3 separate regions of the Homo sapiens genome follow, and all the other regions are linked to region 1. Evidence: chromatin contacts called from ENCODE Hi-C or POLR2A ChIA-PET data. All regions are on one chromosome and are shown on one strand. The core of a region is the stretch at or near the end of the contact, and the rest is flanking DNA. Distances in the headings are between cores, read along the strand shown.

What was found. Hi-C counts contacts between places; a loop is a spot of excess contacts on that map. ChIA-PET counts read pairs that join two places held with the same protein, here RNA polymerase II (POLR2A). Pooled maps may share reads with other maps.
Region 2: a map of endothelial cell of umbilical vein shows a loop between it and region 1 (11-fold over the local background). The contact joins two enhancer-like sites. A Hi-C loop is called at or near these places in 6 of 168 maps with a recorded cell type or tissue (Caco-2, Calu3, PC-3 and 3 more) and 4 of 50 pooled maps. POLR2A ChIA-PET finds 5 or more read pairs at or near these places in 1 of 52 experiments (PC-9).
Region 3: a loop to region 1 is called in a map of ascending aorta, with 2.3 times the contacts of the local background. The contact joins two enhancer-like sites. A Hi-C loop is called at or near these places in 4 of 168 maps with a recorded cell type or tissue (ascending aorta, colonic mucosa, endothelial cell of umbilical vein and 1 more). POLR2A ChIA-PET finds 5 or more read pairs at or near these places in 2 of 52 experiments (H1 and OCI-LY7).

Annotation. Positions count from the first base shown.
Region 1 is chr3:169,386,381-169,391,373 of GRCh38, forward strand. The region is part of intron 1 of MECOM (MDS1 and EVI1 complex locus); the gene reads right to left. Among named protein-coding and RNA genes, the nearest start is that of MECOM-AS1, 59 kb to the right of the region's middle. Within about 2 kb of position 1,976, at least 14 of the 41 ENCODE cell types and tissues checked have a DNase peak (open chromatin) inside an H3K27ac peak, as active enhancers do; they include endothelial cell of umbilical vein, where a contact is called at or near this core.
Region 2 is chr3:169,495,220-169,500,212 of GRCh38, forward strand. The region is part of intron 1 of MECOM (MDS1 and EVI1 complex locus); the gene reads right to left. Among named protein-coding and RNA genes, the nearest start is that of MECOM-AS1, 50 kb to the left of the region's middle. Within about 2 kb of position 2,517, at least 3 of the 41 ENCODE cell types and tissues checked have a DNase peak (open chromatin) inside an H3K27ac peak, as active enhancers do; they include endothelial cell of umbilical vein, where a contact is called at or near this core.
Region 3 is chr3:169,321,966-169,326,958 of GRCh38, forward strand. The region is part of intron 2 of MECOM (MDS1 and EVI1 complex locus); the gene reads right to left. Among named protein-coding and RNA genes, the nearest start is that of MECOM-AS1, 120 kb to the right of the region's middle. Within about 2 kb of position 2,051, at least 5 of the 41 ENCODE cell types and tissues checked have a DNase peak (open chromatin) inside an H3K27ac peak, as active enhancers do.

The DNA.
Region 1 (4,993 bases), core at 726-3,225:
CTAGCTGGGTGTCCAAACCCAGTCCTCCCTTTAACTCTTAGGCAACTTGTTTTTCGATCCTTAAAGATATGTTTTAAAGTTTGTTTGTTTTATCAAAATCGTAGCCATAATGTGTGAATACTTTGGCTTTTGACTTTTTCATTGGATTATAGTTTATTATAAACCCTTCCTTATGTGTATTTTACTATTTTCTAAAACTACATTTAATTGCTTTATAATATTCCATTATAGGAATCCACAACAGCTGAACTACTTCCATGGATTTTATTTATGTTGCTTCTAATTTTCTGATATCATAAATATCATGAAAATGAGCCTTCCTTAACATAAATTTTTATTGTCATCCATTTCAATTTCCTTAGGTTAGATTCCTATAAGAAAACTTAGTGGGTATTGACAGATTGCTTTTCAGAAAGTGTATAGCAATTTACACTTCTACCAATTATACTGGCATTTATTATTATGTCTTGTTTTTAATAAAGAAAATTATATATCTATTACTGCTTAATTCACATCTCAGTTGATTACAGAAACTAAATATTCTTATTTGTCATTCAAACTTCTTTATTTGCAAATTGTTCATTGTTTTTGCCCACTTTTAATTAGGCTTTCATGTCTGTCTTATTAATGATAAATAAATTAGCCCTTGGATATTGTATTTTAAAATTTCCTAGTAGACAATTTGCCATTTGGTATTTCGATTTTTTTTAACTTTTATGGAACTAAGTCTATATGTCTTTTGTGATTTTTACATTTTTCTTACAAAGTCCTTACCTACAGAAGGGAAAAAAAGATTCCCTTGAATTTTCTTTGAGTTTCATAGTTGCTTTTCTACCAACCTTGGATTACCAATGAGTGATTTACTGCTGAGTGAAAAGCAGAAAAAAAAATGATTTCATTTATTTGAGCGCCTGTGAACGGCAGGCTAGAAAAAAATGCCATTTCACTCGTAATTCTTCGGTTCTTATTTGCAAGGCTGGCCTAAATGCCTTCTCTTTTTGTGGGTTTTATATAACTCACCATTTGTTTCTTTTGGCCTTTCCGCCTAGTTTAACTGCAAATCTGGTCAGATGCCATTCAAAATCCTGAGTTTCACCATTAATGCCCATCATAATACTTATCACTCAGCATTATCATTAGTGATAGTAACATGAATAATTTTTCTCTCTACTCTTCACATTAGTTCATTGATAGAAAATATTCAGCAACTAAAAAGTTTAATATTAAGAGCATATATACATACTTTGACTATAAAGTAAGACTGATTTCTGTAGTTATTAAGAAGTTAATTATTTATACTCAACTGTACACATATATGCATATAATACACACATCCATGTGTATTTGCAATCTGTGTGTAGGGGTGTGTGTGTGTAATAGCTCCCTAATCTTAAAAATAGGCTGAGACAGAAACATGATTTGAGATCCCAGGCAGACTGGTTGAGATCATAACTACATGAAACAACTGCCAAGAGGAGCTCAACTAGGGAATTGAACAGATTAGGTAACTCAGAAATTTAGACATTTCCCCCCATTATGTTCCTCATTGCAGTTTTGTAATAAAAACATGAGCAAACTTCAAAGGAAGCTCTGTAGTAAAGGTTAATTGCTACTAAAGAAGAGGGTGGGCCCAAGCGCCAGTACTTTGTGCCCAACTTGCAAGCAGACAGGAAGGATTACACGTGGCTGAGAGCGGAGGATGTGTGCCCTGCTCTAGGAGGAGAACAGCTCGGCCAAACCTCAAAGCCCCACTAGGGACCTCCTGGTAGGACGTGAGCACATGAGCACAAGTCCATGAGCTGATGCCTGCTAACAGTGCGGCAGGGAAGGGAGGGGGAAGACATCAATTTCCTTACAAAATTAAAACTGGACATGCTCTTCTTCCCTTGTTAGGACAATTCCAGAGCAGTTACAGAGGCTTGTTTGTGAGAAAGCAGAGGACTTCGGGAGCCAGCTCTTCTGCACCAGTAACACAGTGAATAAACACGTGCTGGGCTTGGGGAAAAGGGTGGAGCTCAACTAATGCCAGATGCACAAACAGAACAAAGAAGGAGGCTATGAACTGGCCAGCAAAATCTTCTATGAGAATGGCCCCAAGATAATGAAATTTAAGATCCCAAAGAAACGAAGAAAGGAAACTAGTAAAAGTAGGGAAAATGAATTTCCAGAAAACTGACTTAAACAAGCTGTGAAGGACTGTAGCAAGGGTGCAGAATTACAGGCTTAGAAAACAGAGACATTGAATAGAATGGGAACTGCTGATGGGCATAGTCTTTAGCATGTCCTGCTCCAGAGGGGAGTGAGAAGAAAAGAGACTTAAATGGAGTGTTTGGACACTGGACTGAATCTGTAGAACCCGTGTCTCTAGATACGACCATTATGTTTGGAAATAATCTATCAACATGGCTTGGCACTAGAATTTTTTTAATGACCCTCTAAGCTTCCTTGCACTTTTAGTATTTGCTACTTCATAGTACCATGCTATTCCATGTCTTCCTTATGGAACTTTTCCCCAGTGTTTCCTAAAAATATTTCATATACGAGTTGTCAAAAAGACTCAGAATGGAAGTATTGGGGGCAAGATAGCAAGGGAGATGGCAAAGAATGTGATACGGATGGAAAATAAGGGACTAAATCAATGAGCAAACTTTTATTTTTCTCCTGGTATTGCGGCATACTGTTGCATGTCCTGTGGCTTTTAAATCTGGTTAAGAGATTTTCCACTCCTCTAGGAATTTCACAGACATTTCACTAAATAAATATGATTTGGGAATTAAACTAGTACTCCTAAGCTATTAAAAAATGGGCTTCGCCTCTTCCAAAACTTTCTCTTCAGAGATGGAACTAAGCTTTTGTCAAAAGGTAATGGAAAGAAATTGCTAGAAAATTCATACTTGAGGTACCAGTAAAGCCATTTGGTATCTAGTTACTGAATCTAAAAGAGCTAACGCAAAGACATTAAAGTTCTGTGAGTACTATTCCAAAGGAAAACATGAGCTGGTTAATGTTTGGCTTATTCTGTTGTTAAGGAGCCACCGTCACCAATATCCACTGGAATGACCAGGTAAGAACAGACTTATCACATATCAGATAGATAGTTTTTCTTTTATGTTTTAGCTATGTGCCTCTACTTTCTTTTGCCAGTACAAATTTTTGAGAGACTTTTAGCAACCTCTGATGGACCTGATGGGCTTTTTCTTCATAAGCTTTCTATGTCCCCAAAGTGATTTTCCTTCAGATTCATTTAGAGGAAAGTAGAACCGTCCTGAATTCATGCTGCAGCAGACTGGGTGGTTACTCCTCAGGCAATCTGAAATGACCAGAGTACAGCCTTTCAGTATTCCAGCCATATCTACAGTAATTATTTGCCAGCATATCTAAAAGAAGGCAGGCATTTCCTGTTGCACACAAATGGGACATTCTTATCTAAATTACTGTTTAAACAGGTATTTAAGAAAAGACTATCACAGTCAGGAATTTACTGATGACGGAACACATTAGTTTAGGGCTGGACACATTAGTTGAGGACTAACCATTGTCAAGAAAGGAAGTATATCAGCATCAGGAAGGTATAGAGAATATTTTACAACTCCCATATGGGTCAAGATGGAGGATTGTAAACTATGCCATTTGCATTTGGAGAAAGCAGGAGGGTCACAAGTCCTGGCATGGAGTTGTGCTTGCGTCAATATGTTGCTGAACCCTGGAGTAACCTTGAGAGGCAGAGGCTGAGAGTCATAGCTGCTTGGGGTCTCTGTTTCCCTATCCATAAAATAAGCATGTTGGACAAGTTCATCCCCAGGTCCATTCCACTCAAGCAATCCCAGTTCTACATAGTAGAAACCAGAAGGTGGTCAAAATTTGGTGTGCCAAAAGCTTATAAAATGTATTTCCTGGAAAGACACTCTGAGAATTGGTTTGGTCTCTCCCAACATGTAACCTAGGAGAGACTGTGCTCTAGCTGCCTAACCTTGCTCTAACCAGTGAAACTGGAATTTATTCCCAGTAGAGGCTTATAAAACTGGGCTGTTATTCTCACATTAAGTAGACTGCCCTCTGGTGAGGACTGTGGTTTATGTGTGGGCAGAAGGTGTGGTTTACTACCTCTAATTTGTTTATGTTGTTGATGGTGGTTTCAGAAGAAAGCTGCACCCCTTCACATGCTAAAGAGTGACCGGATTTACTTCCTTTAAAAAAAAAGTGTTTAAAGGTGGGCAGAGACATGAGGGAGCATTAATGTGCCATTGCTAATGGAGGAGCAACTGGGATCCCTGTGACCACAGCTCTGCTTCATTCAGCTCTGCATGTGAAATGAGAGCCCCAACTTGTTTATTATAATTACCTAAGTGTGGCTTGGTGGCTTTTGGCAGAGATCCTTCTTGCCTCCAAAGGAGAGACCAAAACTCAGGAGCTACACGCTAAAGGAAGGAGGATGGTGTGCATTCTGTAGCAAGGAGGCTATAATTCTAATATATTCTGGGTGAAAATATTCAAAACAACCCCCAAAAGATGAAGATCAAAAAGTAAATGAGATTGAGATCTACCTTCTACCACATGGCAAACAAAGATAGGCATGCAGGAGAACTGGATAAACAGCGTAAATGTAAGTTCAAATTCATTTTCACAGCTGACTTGATGCAGACCCTTCCCTATTACCACAAAACAGAAGAGCTTTCTTACAGCCAGGAGTCTTACATAAAGAAAAGAAAATAATTATGCATGTCTGGCAGAAGAGGGAGTTGTAGCAATGGCTTGCTGGTAAAACGGAATATGAGCGAGCAATAGAACACTAACTTAACCACACTCTTGGTTTGATAAGAAGCAGAGAGTGCCCAAAAGATTGAAATTTTGTTAGAGTCTCAAAATGTTTTATTTGAAAATGAGCAATGGTCCTTGTTCTCACAAGGTTTGGTAACTAAAAGACAGCAATAATTTCTCATCTTAAAGAGATTCTGTGGAAAAGAGTCCTTGATTTAGCTAATTTTAGCTTGAA
Region 2 (4,993 bases), core at 1,267-3,766, 110 kb after region 1:
GAATTATGTGACCGGTTTATAGCTTTGATAAGCCTGGGTAGTGAAAAAGGTAGAATCTCATCACAACAGACTATAATTGTATGTGGGGGAGGACAGGGATGGAGCAGCAGATGGTTCAATTGTACAGAAAGTTTCACCACAAATATGATATTAATTTAAGTTTTTATTCTTTGATAATTATTTCTAAACACACCATATTATAATATTCTGAGCTACAATTAGAGTCTGTATTTTACACACCTGTCTTTTTAGTGTGAACCTGTGTCTGGCCTGGTTCTTTTGCATAATAGAAGAGACTATATTTTTCGAAAGAATGCTTGTTTCTTAGTTGAAACAACTTTTAATTACAAAGAAGTACTATTCATAACACCTCTAAGAAATGGAGAGACTAGCATATTTTCATATTCCAATACTCATTCTTTCCATGGCTTTTCCAAATGAGGCTAAATGGCCCAAACCTGAATATACTGGTAATTTGGACACTGGCCTCACTATCAAAACTATGAACCAGTCACTCACAAAAGCTCTTCAGTTTCAAAGCCATTAGTCACATTGTACTTACAGAAGGCAGCATGGCACAGTGATGTTAATTGATGGCTGGCCGCTTACTAGCTGAAAACTTTCAGCAGGTTGGGGTTGTCCTTTCCTCTTCTTTTAGAATAGATAATAATAGAGCTGTGTCATAAGACTGATGTGAGGATCTCATGAGCTATACCTGTAAAGTCTTCAAAACAGTGCCTGACACATAGTAAGCATAACGACCCTACCAGTAAAAGGGTCGACTCCAACTAGAAGTCACAAATATGGAGAACAAATGAGGACATGCAAAGCTTTTCTCTTGGATCTGCATTTAGGATATGGGAGCCTCCTCAAACAAGAAAAAGCCCTGTTGTTATGGGGAAATTGGAAGCAAAGAAAATTCTGCAGTGGCCAGTGGCAGAATTTCTCACCATTGAAAACATATTAGGGATGGGCAGAGTCTATCAGGAGTTCACTGGAATTCAGTGGCTAGCCAGTTGCCTCTATAAGCCTTAAAGATTCCCTTGAAGACAGACAATACACCCGTCTTTGGAAACATATTCTCATGTTAGAACCAAACGTGCATATGGAAATTATTATCCCTTAGCTAAGAGCTTTTGTTTTAAAACCCTTGTGGTGTTTGTAACCTAAAAGAGGGATTTCCTCAAGTTTTCTAAAACTGCCTCATTTTTTTTAAGAATCACCATGATCCATACCTCATTTGAGATCAAGTGAATCGTCAAACTAATGTGTTTTTTCAGGAAGCTAATTCTGTGACTTCCTTAAAGAGAGGGTTGCTCTTCCCAAGGGTTATCGGCAAGCCACTGCTCTGGCTCCTTGTGCCAGTTGTTCTTCCTGACTGGCCATTTCCCCTCTGGCTGGAGATAACCCTGCAATGACTTCAAATTCTTTCGTTCAGTATCTGATTCCATCTCCATCATAAAGCCTTCCTCAGAGCATGGTTGGACCTAAGCATTTCCACGTCTTAGTTCATTCCCAAGATCCCAAGTTGACTTTTGCTTGAACTTCAGTGGAAAATCCAAATCATGTGAAAATCAAAAAGAAAATAATGGCTCTTTCTTGATTCTATTTTCTAAACATATGGTAATGAACAATAAATGTTTACAGGTAGCTGTGATGGCTACAGAAAAATTTTCTTTGGGACCCCCATAAAATAGATTATATTCAGTAAACACAGCCAAGCATGCATAAACTTTAAGAAAGATTTTAGCCTTCTATCCATTCAAACTATTACCCTATTTCTTCCCTCTTTATTGCTACCATTCCTTCTGAAAAAGAGTTTATAAATTCATAACACATTAAAATGAGCAGACTCTTTAGTTCCTTAATCCTAGCAGTCTGATTTAGTAATTTCTTTAATGGCAATATTATTCTCCCCATGCCACAGTTCATATTTGACTTCTCTTGACTCCTTGCTTCCCACTTACTATCAGCAACCAAGTCCTGCTTATTCTTACCTTATTATATTGTTCTTTCTATCCCTATTGCCACAACCTACTTCAGGTCCTTATCATTTACTCCCAATGCTTCTTTTGCAATAGCCCACTAACTAGCTCTCTAATTCTTCAATTTTTCTCTTTTTCTTTTTCTTTTTTTTTTCTTTTGAGATGGAGTCTTACTCTGTTGCCCAGGCTGGAGTGCAGTAGTGTGATCTCAGCTCACTGCAACCTCTGCCTCCTGGGTTCAAGTGATTCTCCCGCCTCAGCCTCCCAAGTAGCTGGAATTACAGGTGCCTGCCACCAGGCCCGGCTAATTTTTTTTCTTTTACTGGTATTTTTAGTAGAGATGGAGTTTTACCATGTTGGCCAGGCTGGTCTCAAACTCCTGACCTCAGGTGATCCACCCGCCTCGGCATCCCAAAATGCTGGGATTACAGGCATGAGACACAGCTCCCGGCCAGTTTTTCTCTCTTGTAATTCATCCTGCATACCTTTGCCAAAACAAACATCCTAAAGCATAATTCTGATTATGTCTCCTCACATTTCAGACATTCCAATGGCTTCTCATTATGTCTAAATAAAGTTCAACTCATATAAAGTCAATGTGTTTGTTGAGTGAATCAGTACAAAAATTCCATATGTAGGCTTTAGCTATTTATCGAATAAAGTACAAAAGAAGAGTTTTGTTTTGTTTTGTTTCTTAGGCCAACATATGCCATATATCCTGTTTGTGGCCTCAGAAATGTGTGAATCACATTGATAAATCAGCTGAAAAAACAAAAGTTAGTATTTTACACCTTCTCTTCTCTAGAGTCTTAAAAACTCCTTCAGACTTCAACTGAATATGCGCTTTATTTCTGTTCTCTCTATTGATTCTTCTTCATTAATGTTTAATCCAAGGAGCTTTGAAGTACAAGATGACAAAATACATAATTTGTACCAATGTTCACAATTATTTCTTCCATATCAGTTAAGTGTAATTTGAAATATTATATCTTAAATTAATAAAGAAGATTTAGTAAAAACATGTTTACCTGTGTGAAAAATATTTATTGAAAATAAAACTTATTTTTAAATCCCACGAAAATAACAGACCAAAATGGCAGTGTAAGTACATGCCAAAATTGCCCCCTGTTCAAAAGCGAGAAATAATGGATAATGATTTTTAAAATATATGAAAGTGAAACTCTGTCCAAAAGCAAGAAAGTTTTCATGGACCATAAAAGAAAAGGAAACCTACAATACTAAAGGATGCTCGGTTTATGCCCAAAGATGAACAGTAGGTTTTGGGTTTCAGTGTTTATACAGAAAAGGGCCTGAGCCTGCCCCACACATGACCCAAGTACACTGCATAAAGCCAGAGTTAAAACTTCACTGCCAGCCTCTGAACAGAAGGCTGTTCTATCCACACTATCACAAGACCTGGTGGAGTTGAGGCAACTGCTGAATTACCATACAGGGAAGAATGAATTCAAGAAAATTCCCATGCAAGATAGGCTCTTAAAAAATAAATTTACACAAGAAAATCAGCACTGTAAAGGTAATTGATAAGCCCAATAGAAGGGAAACCTATACAAAGAAATAGAAATAACTAAGCAATCTGAAATGGACTTTAAATAATGATGTTTACAATTCTCTAAGAGGAAAAGGAGCATTAGCATCAGTGAAACAAAAGTAGGGCTATAGAAAAAACAATACTTATGAAAAAAACCAATTGGAAATTTTTAGATGGAAAAGCGTGAAGTAAAAAATTCAACACATGGTCTAAAGAATAAACTGCACACAGCTGAAGGGAAAATTAGTTAATTTTACGAAGAAACAATAAATCTCACAGAATGTAAAGAGATAAAGATATTTAAATAAATCAGAGTTAAGAGATATAAAACTATATACATATGAGTATATAAATATCCATATGTTTATATGTATACATATATATACCAGAAGGAAAGGACAGAAGAGATACAATATTTGAACAGATCATGGCTAAGTTTTCCAGAATTAATAAAAGACATGAGCACTAGAAACAGTCACAAGAAGTACCAAAAAAGAAAAGTCCAAACTTAGAGATGTTGCAGTAAGACTTCAAAAGGTCCAGGATACAGAGAAAAATCTTAAGCTTGCAGAGAGAAAAGACAGATTACCCACAAAAAAAAAAAAAAAAAAAAAAAAAAGAGTATAGTCAGAATAAGAGAAGAACTGTTCTCCTCAATAACCAGAGCTGCTAAAAAACAATGGACAAGTATTTTCAAAGTTCCAAGGCAAAATAGCTAAACCAGAATTCTGTATCCAGTTGTCAAACCATCATTCAAAAGAGCAGACAAGAAGAAGATATTTCCAGACTTATAAGACCTAAAAAAGCTAACTTCTCAGGAGCTATCTTGGAAAGAAATACTAAACAATTTACTTCGACCAGGGGGAAAAAAAAAGAATGGGATGCAAGGAAAAACAGGGACCAAATAAGTCAACAAAACATGCTGATATATCTAAAGCATTATATGCTTTAAAAGAAGCTAGAACATAATAATGTCAAAAATAGGAGTTGATGGCAAGATCATGCAAGAGATTGAAGGGATGTTAAAATGTATTAAAGTCCTTGTCTTCCTAGGGAGGAGGTTAAGACTACTAACTGCAGACATTTTTAGGAAAATTAAAAATTATAATGTATATTAAGGGTAACCAATAGAGGAAAAGCAAGAATAAAAATACACAGCTTGGTAACATTTTCTAAGGCTCTCTAGCCCTCACTATCTATCTCCAGAAGAGATAAAAACATCCTGTTAAAACTACAGATCTTGCTTTATAGTCACTTATGGCAACAGTGTGAAATTTCCCAGACAGCACTATATTCAATCAGTTACATTTTATAGTTTTTAAATAATGTTTAATAATTTAACAGTAGGATAAAGGAAGAAGGTTTAAAATAACTGAATAAAAATATTAGAAAAAGCCTATTTATTAGATCATAAAAGTCTATCAATGGATACTGTTAGATGATATATCTGAAAGTTAAA
Region 3 (4,993 bases), core at 801-3,300, 64 kb before region 1:
GTCCTTCCAGAGCTGGGATTATTAAAGGACACACAGTTTCTCCATGTATCTCCAGCTTTGCTTACATAATCTTACAAAATAATATTGGTTTCTTCACATGTGGCACCCCTTGTCAACACCATCATTTATTTCTGAACTATAAGAAGTTACTTGAATTTCTGGTGGTGTGATATGACACTTGGATTTAGCATGAAAATTAACTGAATCTCGTGTGTGTTTCCTCTTAGGTGGTACTGAGAGTATTTCTAACCCCACGATGTTATCTAGACCCAAATATTTTTCTTCTTTATTTTCTTTATTTGAGATGTGATGGAACCTGCCAATAGAGGTATAAAGATAACACCTATTTGGCCAGATTGGGAATTAGGTGCAAGGGCTAACACCCAATTTTATTTTATTCATTCACAAAGAGGCTCTAGGGCTTTGTCTTTTGTATACCGCTTTATTCTCCATACTCATTGACCTCCTTGGCAGCTCACTAGTCTCTCAATAGGCTATAGGTGTAAAGAACTCCTTCATTAAAAATCACATGAAAACTTTTTTCCCAAGCCTGACCAAGACTTATCAGGATGGAACCAACTGAACAACTTAATAAAGTTTCCTCTTTGAGGAGTGAAGGACTATACAGTTAATTCTTCCTGGAGTGTTCACCACTGTAAAAAGAAAAAAAAAATTATAAAGACAGCAAATGCCAATGAGTACCTACTAAAGGTAAATGATACCAATTCATCCACTGAGAAGCTCATAAAAGGCCGGCCACAGTGGCTCATGCCTGTAATCCCAGAACTTTGGGAGGCCGAGTCAGGCATATCACCTGAGGTCAGGAGTTCAAGACCAGCCTGGCCAACATGGCAAAACCCCATCTCTAATAAAAATACAAAAATTAGCCAGCCATGTTGGCATACACCTGTAATCCCAGCTACGTGGGAGGCTGAGGCAGGAGAATCACTTGAACCCGGGGGGGGCAGAGTTTGCAGTGAGCTGAGATTGCACCACTACACTCCAGCCTGCATGACAGAGCAAGACTCCGGTAAAAAAAAAAAAAAAAAAAAAAAAAAAAAGCAGCAGCAACAGCTCATACAATGATGAAACACATTTTAGGAAAAAAAGAAATGGTTTTCCAGGGAAAACATGTAATATCCTGGGACCAATCTGTTAGACCTTAGACATGCAGAGTCATCATATGCACTCACACATATGCTTCACAACTGTTACTGAAACCAGGAGAGTTATCCTCCCTAGGATCTACCTTGACCCAGAAGGAACCAGCTTGAGGAGGTCAGAAACCAGTGCTGAGTAAAGGGCCATCACTTCTTTACCCCTCCTTCCCCCAGTATTGGGTGTGTGTTTCCCTTCTAGAGGCTTTATTTGGGAGTTCCATGTGGTAGTAAAATATGAAGTCATTAGAAATTCATCAGTGAATGATGGATTTCCTTTGGTTGCACAGCCACTGGGTCTGTCTTCCTGTTCCATGGAAGCACGTAGGCATTTGGACGGCCTATGAATTAGAGAAGAGAGAGGCAGACAGACAGGCAGGCCAGGGAATGCTTATCTAAAAGCAACAGTATGTCAAGATCTCAATATTGAACCCAGAAACTAATTTATGGCAAGCCTAATGTTTTTCAGTAAAAGAACATGTAACAGTTTACCAAATGTGACCACAGTCTTTCTGCCCAGGAGGCCACCAAAGGACCTGAATGTTGCCTCTACAGCCCTTCCCTCAAACAATGCATCCTTGTTCCACAGCCTCCCAGCTGTGACAGCCATGATAAAAATGGAGATTGTTTTTATACTCTATGTGCTGTTTGTACACTGACAGCAGCATGGTTATTCGCCAAATAATCAGAGTATGTTGGCATTTTTATAAATAAAGTGCTTGGGTTTGACAGTAATCTGTGCAAGGAAGACTTGGAGGATGGACAAAAATGTCTTCTTTCCCATGCAGAGGAAAAAAGCCTCCTTGGCTATTTTTCAGCACACTAACATCTCTTCTGACTAAAAGGCAGCCAGGAGCATAGCTATGACATCAGCCCAGCCGAAGCCCAGCTCTCTCCAAAAGGACACAGGGAAGTATTTCTTTCCTCCATGGCTTGCAGGAATGTGTTCCTGGGGCTTCCTGAGTTATACAAGAAGGATTTTATTTCACCAGAGTAGGGGCATGGGGGTGGAGAGGAAAGAGTGAGGAACTAACATTCAGCGAACTCCTATAGTGCTCTGTGCTCACACAGGTTGCTTTGTTTCATCCTCACGATAACCCTGGGAGGTGGGTATTATTGTCCCCAGTTTACTGATGAGGAAACCAAGCACACTCTCGTGTAGTGACCAAGGTGTGTTCACAGAAACCAACGCCTAGAAGTTGTCAGAAGTATAGGGATAGTCAGAGTATGAGAACGGGAGATACACACTTCTCCTTTAAGAAAATCATCTTCATGGCTGGAGGATTTCAAACACACATGCTCTGCTGCATACTTTCACATCTGTCTTGTCAAAAACATTTTTTACAGGTCTTGAAATATTTTTATAGACAATATCTTTCAAAAGTTCATTTAGGAAACTCTCTGGGTAGAGGGAAGATTTAATTATTATTTGACAAAGGAACAAACTGACCTTCTGAGAATTTCGGCAACGTGCCAAAGTCCCAGCTAATGACTAGAAGAAAGGGACTCGGTGCAGATCCTCGGATTCTCCCTCCTCTGGTTCACTGTCTTCCGTGTCACCTTATTCTGTCTCATTACTGAGCATAACAGAAACTTAGAACCAACTTTCCTCCTACAAGTGCAGGAAGAGACTGAGGACAGTGGGCTGGGGCTAATGCCGTTAACGCAGTTTGCCAGGAAGAACTTGTTCTGACAGCTAGAAGATTCAACTCTGGGTACTTTTTACTGAGGGTATTTCCACAGCCTCTTCCCTACCACCCCCCTCCCTTCTCTGCCAACTCCCTCATCTCAGCAAAATCAAATCACACCTGGTACAGATTGAAGTTACCTTGCAAACTGTGGGTCCTACAGTAACAGCTCTTCACACTACTCACAGCTCATATTTTCCAGGCAGCAGAGTACTAAATCTAGGATGATCAAAACCAGATCTTGAAGTCTAACCTACCATGGGTTTGAGAACCCCCTTATGAATAGTGAAAAGTTTTCACTGAGCTTTGGGCCCAGAGGTGCACAGAAGCACCCCGAGGTGGACACTGCGGAGCACACCATTCACAGAACAGGAGCACAGCTACGGGTCCGCTTGTTTTTGCTTTCGGACAGTCACTGGAATATCTTTCTAGCAACCAACCACTGGAAACTGGATGAGGTGGGCTTTGGCTGGTGGGTTACTATTCTGCTAGCCAAATTCCCGATGAATGTTTGCAAGTGTTTCTATCTGTAAGAGGATTCAGAAATACTGAATAAAGGCCATGACATAACAACTGAAAAGTATCTACCTCTCACCACCACTTTTTAAGGTGCATTAAATAGTTCAAGTTGTCCCCTTCATAAAGGGTAAATTTAGCTTAGGATAAATGTGTCTGAAGGGTATGTGAAGCCCCAAGACATTCTACTTTAAAGCATCTTAACACCAACAAACTTTGATTCTTAACTTAGACACTGTTGAAGAAGATGGAAAATTGAGTTCAATACTAACTTGGTGTTTGATCCTTTAAGAACACTGAATGCACTGTATCAACTAACATATACAATCTTCTGACGTCTGAATGGCCTTTATTTCCTTTCTAGAAGTTGGCCAACAAAGTCTGCTGCTCCTTTCAGCTCCCCTTTAATAAAGGAAGTTAAATAACTTTGAATGTTATTTATGATTGGGTCGGGGGTGATAGTTGCCAGATGTGAGATACTTCATGTAAACTATTAAAAGATAAAGATCCATGAAGTTGCGTTGATTTCTACGAAGAAGAAATACAAACCAAAGGGTCAAAACAAACATTTCAGCTTCCATAATGTGTAGCACTAAATTCAACAACCCTGTGTGCCTGCCACTGGGCTAGGCACTAGACATAGCAATATGAAAAAGATGAGCCATAAAAGGCTTAGAAGCCAGCCTAGGGCAGAGATAACATGGCACAATAAGGGCCACACCAATGGTGTGTGTCAACAGGGCTGTGGAACACAGAGAAAGAGGAGGGATTATTCTGTTTAGAAAAAAAGCTCAAGGAAGCCTCTCGGTGGAGGCAACAGTTGAACTAGGCTTTGGAGATAACTAGGATCTTGTTAAGGATCCAGGGGACAGAGAGAGAGGAGAGCCTTCTAGGCAGAAAACAACACAGGCAAAACATTAGAAGAGAAAAGATGGATGCACTCTGGATATTCTATTCAAAGAAACGAAAAATTATGCCACCTGAACCCTTACAGTATGTTATTTGGAAAAGTCTATTAATTTCACATGTAAAAACATTTTCCTTGTGTACAAGTAAATACTGTAATTGAAGTGACAGATTAGACATGTAGAATTTATTATCTGAAAGAAAACCTAATCAATAGGTATTTCATTTCAAAAAGTTAATGAAATATTATAGAGAGAGTGGCCTTTTAAGCTTTGATTTTTGGATTCAGAGAAAGAACTTAATTTTCAGTGACAAGGTCAGTACTAGTTGAATGGTCTCCTTTTGCTTCCCACAGAAATGACCGTTCTTTCATTCTTGAATTATTTATTAAAATCAGGCTTCAATAATCGGAGTCTATTTAAACATTTTTTTGTAGATCAGCAAGTTAAAAATCATGTTGCCTTTGCTATTTTTACCACCTTCAAACGGACAGTAAAGTACTTGTGTGAAATTAAATATTAATTTCATGAATATGTTTGGGTGTGTAACAAAATTCTCTCTTTTCAGTTCGTGTTAATTAATATTCAATGCAATAAGTACACATATGTTTAATACTATTATCATCAAGGAAGGGCAGAGGGTTCAAGTCATTGTAAAGGACAATGTGGGTATATTTTATCTCCTTCTAATTAGCAAAATTAGATGAGCTTCTGGAAGATTATTTGA